Linked DNA regions of Homo sapiens: region 2 is linked to region 1. A link is an interaction called in ENCODE POLR2A ChIA-PET data of the cell type or tissue named here. Cell type or tissue: Panc1. All regions are shown on one strand. Each heading gives the region's core, and the rest is flanking DNA. Links, peaks and the distances in the headings are about the cores only. Region 1 overlaps JMJD1C (jumonji domain containing 1C). Region 2 holds the start of JMJD1C-AS1 (JMJD1C antisense RNA 1).

What was found. ChIA-PET counts read pairs that join two places held together with the same protein. Peaks named below come from ENCODE experiments on the same cell type or tissue, not always from the same donor. Only the 100,000 strongest peaks of a DNase experiment are listed, where the experiment ranks them.
Region 2: POLR2A ChIA-PET joins it to region 1 with 5 read pairs; 5 of 35 experiments call an interaction of 5 or more read pairs at or near these places.

What each region holds. Positions count from the first base shown.
Region 1 is chr10:63,382,861-63,388,357 of GRCh38, reverse strand. The region is part of intron 1 of JMJD1C (jumonji domain containing 1C); the gene reads left to right. Among named protein-coding and RNA genes, the nearest start is that of MIR1296, 13 kb to the right of the region's middle. In Panc1, for the core only: no CTCF peak of the experiment used is centred there; no DNase peak of the experiment used is centred there.
Region 2 is chr10:63,460,419-63,465,683 of GRCh38, reverse strand. JMJD1C (jumonji domain containing 1C) reads left to right here. Exons shown (of 26, transcript NM_032776.3): 1 at 1-189. The coding sequence starts at 22. It overlaps JMJD1C-AS1 (JMJD1C antisense RNA 1), which reads right to left and starts at 455. Exons shown (of 1, transcript NR_027182.1): 1 at 1-455. RefSeq lists enhancers at 1-64, 1-475 and a silencer at 255-594. In Panc1, for the core only: a CTCF peak has its summit at 204; a DNase peak (open chromatin) is centred at 275; H3K4me3 peaks cover 1,779 bases; H3K27ac peaks cover 2,316 bases.

The sequences.
Region 1 (5,497 bases), core at 315-5,314:
TTTTTTTTTCTCCTTCAGCTTTTTGAACCTATTATCCCATTGTCTTCTGCCCTGTAAGGATTGTGCAGAGAAACTGCCGTTAGTCTGATTGGGGTTCATTAATAAGTGACTAGATAGTTATGTCTTGCTTTTTAAAGAATTCTCTGTCTTTGACTTAGTGACATTTTTACTATAAGGTGCTCTGGAAAAGATATTTTTGAGTTATATACCTTTGGGGATCTTTGTGCTTTATCTGAGTATCTAAACTTTTTGCCAGCCTTGCGAAGTTTTCATCTATTATTTTGTTAAACAGACTTTCTAGCCCTTCAAGTTTTCTTGTTGCCTCCTCAAACACAAAAAATTTGAAAATTTGGTAGCTTTATGATGTCCTATATGTGATGAGGATTTGCTCGTTCTTTAAGGAAATTTAAATTTTCTTTTTTCGGCCAGGCGCAGTGGCTCACGCCTGTAATCCCAGCACTTTGGGAGGCTGAGACAGGCAGATCACAAGGTCAGGAGATCAAGACCATCCTGGCTAACACGGTGAAACCCCGTCTCTACTAAAAATACAAAAAATTAGCCGGGCATGGTGGTGGGCACCTGTAGTCCCAGCTACTCCGGAGGCTGAGGCAGGAGAATGGCAGGAACCCAGGAGGTGGAGCTGGCAGTGAGCTGAGATCACGCCACTGCACTGTAGCCTGGGCGACAGAGCGAGACTCCGTCTCAAAAAAAAAAAAAAAAAAAAAAAATTTTTTTTTTCTTTTTTCTTCTGACTGGGTTATTTCAAAAGGTCTGTCAAGTTCTGAGATTTTTTTCTTCTATTTGATCTAGTCTGTTGAAGGTTTGAATGTATTTTGTTTGATTCGATGAATACATCAGGTCCCGAATTTGTTTCATCCTTTTTTATGCTGTCTCTTTGGTGAATTTTTCATTCATATCCTGAATTGTTTTTCTTTTCTTTGTATTATTTTCTTTGTGTCTCAGTGTAACAGAATACTTTAGTATCAATATTTTCAATTCCAAGATTTTATAAATTTCTTTTTGATTGGAATCTGTTGTTGGAGAATTACTGTGTTCCTTTGAATTTATTATCATGGATTCACATTTTCTTGCTTCTTCTTGTTTCTTTTATTTCTACATTGATATCTATGCATCAGGTATTGACAGTCACTTCTTCCAATAGTTTGAATTTCCTTTCATAGGGGAGGAATTTTTCCTAGAGATGTATCTGTGGTGTTGGTTGGGTAGGGCACTTTTGCTTTGATTCTGGATATATGCAGTGGTGTAGACTCCATGTGATTTTTTTAGGCATTAAACAGGGTCAGTGTTGTCTGTGATTTCTTCTGTGGTTTAGTGGGTGGTTCTTAATGGAAGCTGTGGTGACATTTTATTAGGGAATGGGTTGCCACATGGGCCACTTTGGGCTCCTTTGGTGTTAGTCAGAAGATCATGTCTGTTTTGGGGCTTCAGTGTGGCGTATGCTGCCACCAGAGTTAGTGGGTCTGTGCAGGTCGATTCTTGGGCTTCCAGGCAGCTTGCTTGGGTGCCAGGAATGGCAGTAGTGGGGTGAATGAGTGGGCAGGTTACTGGGCCCTGGGCGGTAGGCGTGGCATAGTTGATGTCAGTAGCAGTGGCAAGACAACCCCCTGGAACCCAAGCATTTCACTTTGGTGTTGGCAGAGGTTGTGACAGGCTGACTAAATCAGTCTCCAGGCCTGCTGCAGGTGCCCACATGTGGGTGGGTGTCAGCTTTGGTGATAGTGGTCAGTTGAATGGACCCTGGCCCCTGGAAAAAGTGCTCAGGTACCAATGGTGGTAGACTAAGCAAGGTAATCTCCAGACCCTGAGCAATGTGCTTACATACTGGAGGGGGCTGAGCTTGGATGAGCAGACCCGTCCTCAGGTTCCCTGATTGTTTGTGCAGGCACTGGCTGTGGTCAACAGGGGTGGCATGATCCCCAGACTACCAGTGGAATGGTCAGGTGAGGGCTCCAGCCATCATGTTGCAGCCCTGCTACTGGGGAAGGTGGGTTGCTTTCTGTTGGAGCAGCTGTAGGCAGGCAACTGGTAACTGGGCAGGTGCACTTTGCTAGGGTGTTGACCCTGGCAGCAGTAGCCCACAGTACAGATTCTGGGGTCTGTGAAGTTTGTATTTAGGGCATATGAAAATGCCTAGTTACCCCACTGCTAGGGAGGGTGGGGTCCGGCTAGTACCTTGTGTTTTCCTTCAGGGCTGTTGATTTGGGAGATAACTTACTCTTTTTGGGGTGTGTGTGTGTGTGTGTCTGTGTATGTGTGTATGTTTCACATTTTTTAGGGTTAGCCTGCATCCAAAGAGAGTTTATTCTTTACAATAGTGAATCTTTTCATTTGTGAACACAGTGTATCTATTTAAGACTTAAGTTTCCATGTTTGGTGTATTGTAGTTTTCACCGTATATGCTCTGAACATTTTTGTTATATTTCTTCTTCATTTTTTTCTACTTTTTATTGTCTTAAAATACTGTTCAAATCAGGATCTGGAGTATCCTGGGTTATACAAACCTATATATAAGTAAATATACATTTTTTATCGTAGTTTGCTTTATTGCACTTAGCAGATGCTGAATGTTTTTAAATAAATTTGAGGTTTTATGATAGGTGAAATGACATGCACCTGTAATCCCAGTTACTCGGGAGGTTGAGGTGAGAGGATTGCTTGAGGCCAGGAGTTTGAGACCAGCCTGAACAATATAGCAAGACCCCATGTCTAAAATAAATTTAAAAAAGAAACATTAGCCGGGTCATGGTAACATGCACCTGTAGTCCCAGATGCTTGGGAGGCCATGGTGGGAGGATTGCTTGAGCCTAGGAGTTGGAGGCTACAGGGAGCTATGATCTTACCACTATACTCCAGCCTGGGTGATAGAGCAAGACCCTATCTCTTAAAAAAAAGCAAAAAAAAAAAAAAAAAAAAAAAAAAAGGCGGGGGCAGGGAAGGCATGGGATTTGTGACAACTTTGCATCTATTAAGTCTGTCGGTTTCATTTTTCCATCTGCACGTGGAAAAATATTTTCATGGGTCTGTTACATTTCAATTATCACGATATTTCAAACTTTTATTATTATTACTATTACATCTCTTATGGTGATGTGTCATCAGTGATCTTTGATGTTAGCATTGTAATTGTTTTGGGCACCAGAAGCCACACCCGTATAAGAAGGCAAACTTAATCCAGAACACTATGTGTGTTCTGACTGCTCCACTAACCAGCCATTCCCCTGTCTCTTTCCCTCTTCTTGAACCTCCGGACCTCCCTATTCCTTGAGACACAATAATATTGAAATTAATCCAATTAATAATCCTATAGTTGCCTGTATGTTTTCAAGTGAAAGGAATAGTCACACATCTCTAACTTGAAATCAGAAAGCTAGCTTAGCGAGGAAGGCATGTCAAAGCCAAGACAGAGCACAAAGCTAGGCCTGTAGCACCACACAGTTAGACAAGTTGTTATTGCCAAGGAACAGCTTTTGAAGGAAATTAAAAGTGCTACTCCAGTAAACACAGGGATGATAAGAAAGTGAAACGTTGTTATTGCTGATATGGAGAAGCCTTATGGACAGGCCAACTCTCTTGTTAGGGACTACAGTAACTGGTGACTTTTTGTTGAAGTCATTGCTCATTGACCATTCCATAAATCCTAGGGCCCCTAAGAATTATTTTAAATCTACTTTGCAGGTGCTCTGTAAATGGAACAACAAAGCCTGGATGACAACACATCTGTTTATAGTAGGTTTTTCTAAATATTTTAAGCCCACTGTTGAGATGTACTACTCAGAGAAAAAGATTCCTTTCAAAGTATTACTTCTCATTGACAGTGCATCTGGTCACCCAAGAGCTCTCAAGGAGATTAATATTTTCATGCCTGCTAGTACAATTTTCATTCTGCAGCCCATAGATCAAGGAATAATTTTGATTTTCAAGTCTTATTATTTAAGAAATACATTTTGTAAAGCTATAGCTGCCAGAGATAGTGATTCCTCTGATGGATCTGAGCAAAGTAAACTGAAAACCTTTTGTAAAGGATTCAGTATTCTAGATGCCATTAAGAACATTCATGATTCATGGGAGGAGGTCATAATATCAACATTGAGGTGTTTAAGACTTTCAAGGGGGAAGTCATTGCAGATGTGGTAGATATATCAAGAGATTTGTAATCAAAACTAGAGCTTGAAGATGTGAGAGAACTGCTGTAATCTCATGGTTGAACTTGAATGGATGAGGCATTGTTTCTTATGGATGGGCAAAGAACATGGTTTTTTGAAATAGAACTGAATACTACTTAACCGTTGGTGATAATGCAACCTTAGCTTGTGAGAGGATTGACTCCAGTTTCAAAAGAGGTTCAGCTGTGGGTAAAGTGGCCAACAATATTGCATGCCCTAGGGAAATCTTTGATGAAAGGAAGAATTAATAGATGTGACAAACTTTTGTTGTCTTATTTTAAGAAATTGTCACAAACACCCCACCTTGAGCTACCACCACCCTGAGCAGTCAGCAGCCAAAAACGTTGAGGCAAGGCACTTTATCGGCAAAAAGATACTACAACTCTCTGAAAGCTCAGATGATTGTTACCGTTTTTTGGCAGTAAGAACATTTTTAAGTTAAAGTGTGTACATTGTTTTTGATTTTTATTTTTTGAGACTGGGTCTTGCTCTGTCACGTAGGCTGCAGTGCAGTGGTGTGATCATGGCTCATTGCAGCCTCAACCTCCCTGGCTGAAGCAACCCTCCCATTTTAGCCTCCCGAGTCTCTGGGACCATAGGCACATGCCACCATGCCTGGCTAATTTTTTTCATTTTTTGTAGAGACAAGGTCTTACTGTGTTGCCTAAGCTGGTCTTGAACTCCTGAGTTTAAGTGATCCTCCCACCTGTGTCTCCCAAAGTGGTGGGATTACAGGCAAGGAGGTACCCTTAACGATGGGTTTTATTAGAAATAGCCAGCTGTTTTGTTGGCTTCTTCCTTGACTTGGATTTCTTCCTTGACTTGGTATGGATAGTTAACTAGAAACAGATGTTAACTCCTTGACCAGTGCATTTCTCTTTCCTCATTCTAATAGATAAGCTTTAATGAATATCTTTAGTGGATATTCTAATAGATAAGCTTTTTTTTTTTTTTTTAAAGAAGCTTCCTAGTGGGCAGCAGTATAAACACCACCAAATCAAACTTAACCTTTTACCAGGTTGCTTTTATTTTTTAAAGACCATGATTGAGTCTAAGAGTCAGGAGATTTTTAATGTTAATTAAAAACTTTATATGTATGCAGCACTGTAGTGAGCACTAAAAATAAATGAAAGAACAGTTCTACCTTAAGTGAGTTTACATGCATAATTTAAAGATACTTTTATTACACTTAAAAATATAGGACGGTATTTGCTTATATACTAATACAGTGTAAGCTATAAAAAAAGTAATTGCAGTAGAAATTCAAAGCTAAGTTGGAGTTGAAGTTGGGGGATGTAAACATCATGGAAGAA
Region 2 (5,265 bases), core at 1-5,000, 78 kb before region 1:
GCCGCTTCGGCAGCGACAGCTATGGCGGTAGAGACGCGGGCAGAGCTGGTGGGTAAGCGGTTCCTGTGTGTGGCGGTCGGCGACGAGGCACGTTCGGAGCGCTGGGAGAGCGGACGCGGCTGGCGAAGCTGGCGAGCGGGGGTCATCCGAGCCGTGTCACACAGGGACAGCCGCAATCCGGACCTGGCGGTAAGAGAGTCAGCGCCCCCCTTTTCCCCTGCCGCGCCCGCACCCGGCTCTCGCAGACGTACCTTGCAGGCTTCCCTCTGGCGCCTCGCTCAGCCCGGCCAACTGGCGGTCACGCCCCTCTGCTGAACCCTTGGCGCGTTTGCCCGCATCCCTTGCCTGGGTCCCTGCGTCTCTCCGAGCGGCTTCCCCTGTGGAGGTGGTGTCGGAGCAGGACTCCCGGGATAGCCGCGGAGGCTGCCCTGGCCCCCATCCCGGAGGGGTCGACCGCGGCTCCCCGCTGTGGCGCCTGGGCGGCCACGGAGACCTCCCCGAAAGGCGGAGCCGCGAGTCCGGCGCCGCGCGGGCAGGTGGGGGTAGGGGGCGGACCACTCATGGCGACAGGCGGCCAGCTTCCCTGGTATCTCTTTTCTTGGAAAAGTCTTCATAGTGCTGTAGCTCGAGACTTAAAACTTATCCTGTAAGGTTGCTGAAGGGGAGGGAGAAAAGAAAAGAGACCTTCCCACACAGTCCGGGGATTCCTATGTGTTTTAGAGGCAGAGGCCGTGGTGGTGGCTGTGCCCGGATTCATCCTCTCCTTAATAGATGCTTGGCTTTCTAACCGTAAAGGATAAAAGTGAAAAATTTTGGTATGGAGGGTAATCTCTCTTTCTGTCCCCAATGTGCTTTTCTTGTTAGAAAGGTATAGTTCTTTGGAGTCAAGCTGTTTCTGGGTTTTATACGATTTTAAATAAGACGAAAAATGTTGTCAATTAAAATGTTAAATGCCATGCAGAATTGATTATCTTTTTTTTTTTTTGGTTTCTTACATGTGACGCTGCCAGTGCTTTCTTTGAGTAGCGTAGGTATGTGCATGATATTGAGCTGTAATATGCTCTGTTGTGTTCCAAGTACATTCTCACTGAGGGACAGCTTGAAGGTAAGGGGCGGAGTAGAGACAAGACATGGACTAGACTTCCAAAGGTTGATTTATGAATACGTAATCTGTGAAATTTATTTGTAATGCCCTGAGCCATTTACTTTTTCAATGAAAACTTCAAATTTAGGAAATTTTTTTCCCTTTGTGTGCATGAAAGCTTACAATTCCAAATTCATTGTAATATTTGTACAGGTATCTACCTAATATTTTTTACCTACCTATTTTAATAGTTTCTGAGTGTGTTTTTGTAAACTCGGGTTTTCCTCACTGTAGTCAATGATATGGTTAATGCGGCATGTATTAATATTGACTCGATATCGCAAAATAGGTGTGTTTTGCTGATAGGTATTTCTAACAGAAAATAGAGGTAGTTTTGAAGGTTTTGGCTGGTTATTTTCGTATAGAAATGTATAATCTTCCTTAAAAAGTATTGGTGATGTTAGTGGTTCTAAAAATTATGGCAGTTCAATTCAGTAACTATTTTTGTTTGTGTAAAAGGCTGAGGTAAGAGGATTGCTAGAGCCCAGGACTTATTAAGAGTCCAGCCTGGGCAACATAGGTGAGACCCCCTCATCTGTAAAAAAGGAAAAAAAAAATTTGTATATATAAATAACTTAATTGCTCTCTTAGTTGGGAATTTAAGTGATTAAAGAGTTAAGTTTGCATATGTTAGTAAGGTATTAAGCTGGATATTAAAAAATAAATTATCTATGGATGGTAGAGATTGACTGGAAAGAATAGGAGTTTCTTCAGGTGATAGAAATGTTTCCTATCCTGATTGTTGGTTACACAGATATATATATTTGTCAAAACTCGTTGAATTGATACTATCTTTGCGTTTCACCATATCTAAATTTTACCAAAAAAAGAAAAATGTATGTTGAACCATACCTATGTGAACCCTTGATGAGTTTTTTTAATCTGTCTTTATTTGAAAATTTGAATATTAATTTAGTTTTTTTAGCCTAGAATCTACCATTTTAGATTTATTCCCAGATTTTCTTACATTCACATTTCTTAAACGAAACTTGGAACAGTTTAGCATTAACATAATGTAATATTCCTGTTCGACTTTGATTACTGCAGAGTAGATTTTAAGTTACATGAAATTAGGCTAGGCACAGTGGCTCACGCCTGTAAACCCAACACTTTGGGAGACTGAGATGGGAAGATACTTGAGCGCAGGAGTTTTGAGACTAGCCTGGGCAACATGGCGAAACCCTGTCCCTACAAAAAATACAGAAATTAGCCGGGCATAGTAGTACAATGCCTGTGGTTCCATCTACTGGGGCGGCTGAGGTGGGAGGATCACCTGAGCTCAGTGAGGTTGAGACTGCAGTGAGCCAAGATTATGCCACTGCACTCTAGCCTGGGCGACAGAGTGAGATCCTGTCTCTAAATAAATAAATAAATATGTAAAAAGAAAGTATATGGAAAATGTTGAATAGGCTAGTTTGTGATTTTTTTTTTAAAGCTACAAATATGTATAATTAAAAACCTGTTAAGTCTACTAGAAGTCCTGGCTGGATACACCAGGCAGGACATGTGCCACAAACCTGTGGCACATGATTTGGAAGGATAATGATAAGAACTTCAAAGTAGTTGAGGGAATATTGTGTCTCAAAGATAATCAGTTATTCTTATTTTGGGTCTTATGTATGAGGAATTGCCACGTGAATTAAATTTCTATAATTGTTTAATTAACGTAATCTTGGTGGTTTAAATGTTATACGCTTATTATTTTGTAGTTCTGGAGATCACAAATAAGACCTGGATCTTGCTGGGCTAAAATCAAAGTGTGGCAAGACTGTTTATTCTAGGAGAGATCCATTTTCTTTCCTTTTCTAGTTTTTAGAAGCTGTCCACATTCCTTGGCTCATGGCCCCCTTCCTCCATCTTAAAAGCCAACCAAGTTGTATCTCTCTGACCGTTTTTCCCTAGTCATCTCCTTCTAACTCTCCTGCTTCCCCATTACACTTGTAAGTGCCCTGTTGATTACTTTGGGCCAATTGACATAATCCAGGATAATCTTGCCATCTATTAACAACCATAATTCCTTGTAAACTTTAATTCTCCTTTGCCATGTAATGTAACAGTTACAGGTTCCTGGGATTAGGACATGGATATCTTTGGGATTAAATTATTTTTTACCACACCGTGGTAGCAAACATATTTCTTGTACAATATGAACATATATAATTTAATACAAATAAAGTAAGATTAAAATTTTATTTTTTCAGCCAGGGGTTATAGTGATATTACTTTCTAATCTTTTAAGTAATAAGTTTAATTAATAGAGTTTTCATTAGGTTATGTTGGATAATTTCAAATAGTTTGTCAACTTTTAAAAATATGGCGTGAGAACCTTTTGGGTTATCTGTATTGGAATTATCTTTGCTAACAAAATATCTAAGCCTTTTTTATGCAGGAGGACCAAGTTGTTGAAGAAGTTGAAATATATACAGCACATTGTGAACCTTTTTCATTTTGAGTTTCTTTTTTAGCCCCATTACTGAGTTTTGTCTTGGGATACATTTTTGACATTACTGCTGTTCTACTTTTTGAGGAATTTTTCTAGAAAATTGATAGTTTAAGGAAAACTGGCAGTTGAGAAGTACTGTTGCATAATATTTGTCTCCTTGAATAATATTGTAATATTAATTAAATAGCAGACATCAATTTACTCTCCTCTTGTTTAACTTCGCTTCCATTTATGATCTCAGTGATTTATTTATTTGCTTATCTATCCATCCATTCATCCATACACCCATCTATCTACCTTTCTTTGATGCTTAGGTTGATTGTATTTCTGTTTTCAAGCCAGTTCTGTCTAAAGTGTAAGTATTTAATAAAATATGTCTGGTTTTTTCAATAGAGAAAAGGACAATAAAAAATCATACTGTGTATTAAAGGCCAAACCCATAAATTTGCTTGTATTTAGGGGATATCCTGGGAATGAAGAGTTTAAACTGTTGAAATGTGTATCAGCTGATGTTATTTTGCAAAACTTCTGTCTTAAATATGAATAATATTCATGTTTAGGAAATTTAAAGTGATTTATGATTTCGCATATAAATAAAACCCCTTTTTGTTTTTGGGTCTACACATTTCTGCTTAGTTTTCTCATTTAAGTTTCTTATTTAGTTGGTAGCATTACATTTCCTTGTATGTTTCTTTATGTCAGTCTGACATTTATATTGTCTTGCATCATTATTAAAAATGCTGATTTCTGGTCTGTTTACAAAATGTTGAATGTATGAATGAATGAATGATTTTTACTTCATTGGTCAATACGATCTTGATAGGTTTACTATAGCAAAATTGGTTTTTTTGGTAGGTAGAAAGACTTCTATGTCTGATGTAAGTATGCCAACTATTTTTCACACTCGAATTTGTTATTGCTATTGCTGGTAAAGACTTGAATATAGGAAAATGACGAAATTGCCCCAATGGTGGGACATAAACTCGTGCAGTTACTACCACTAGCTAGTTTTAAAAGAAGGTGATGATCGCCCAGTAAATGTTGTTAATTGTGTTTCTGTGTAAAATTAAAGGGGCTGTTGTTTTATATGATCTTTTGACCCATCATCTATATGTTCTGGCACATATTTTAAATAGGGTATTCCAATAATTTCCAATAATTTTAAATAGGGAATTCAGTAAGTTCCAGTAATTTTAAATAGGGAATGTTTTCATTCATTAGAATAATTGAACTATAGAAATTTTACCATGTGAAACCTTATCGTCTTTGTATAGGGATATTATTGCATGTGAAAGTAAAAATGTTAACTAGATATTTCAATGTAATTGAAAGCATACAGGCTATTTTCCTGTATTTATAGATTTTATATATTATTTTTAGACAATTTCAAATTATATACAAGAAATGTCTTTAAGTCTAAAATTCATTTTCTGTCATCTTCACATATTTAGTACCGTACCTAGCATTTACTTAGGTGTCCATAAATGCTTATGGAATAATAAAGGAATGTCATAAGTTACTTGAATATTTTAATTCATACTAACCATCTCAAGTTTCTATTACTATTTACTCTTTTTTGAGACAGGGTCTTGCTCTGTTACCCAGGCTGGAGTGCAGTGGTGTGATCATTGCTCACTGCCGCCTGGAACTCCTCAACTCAGGCAATCCTCCCACCTCA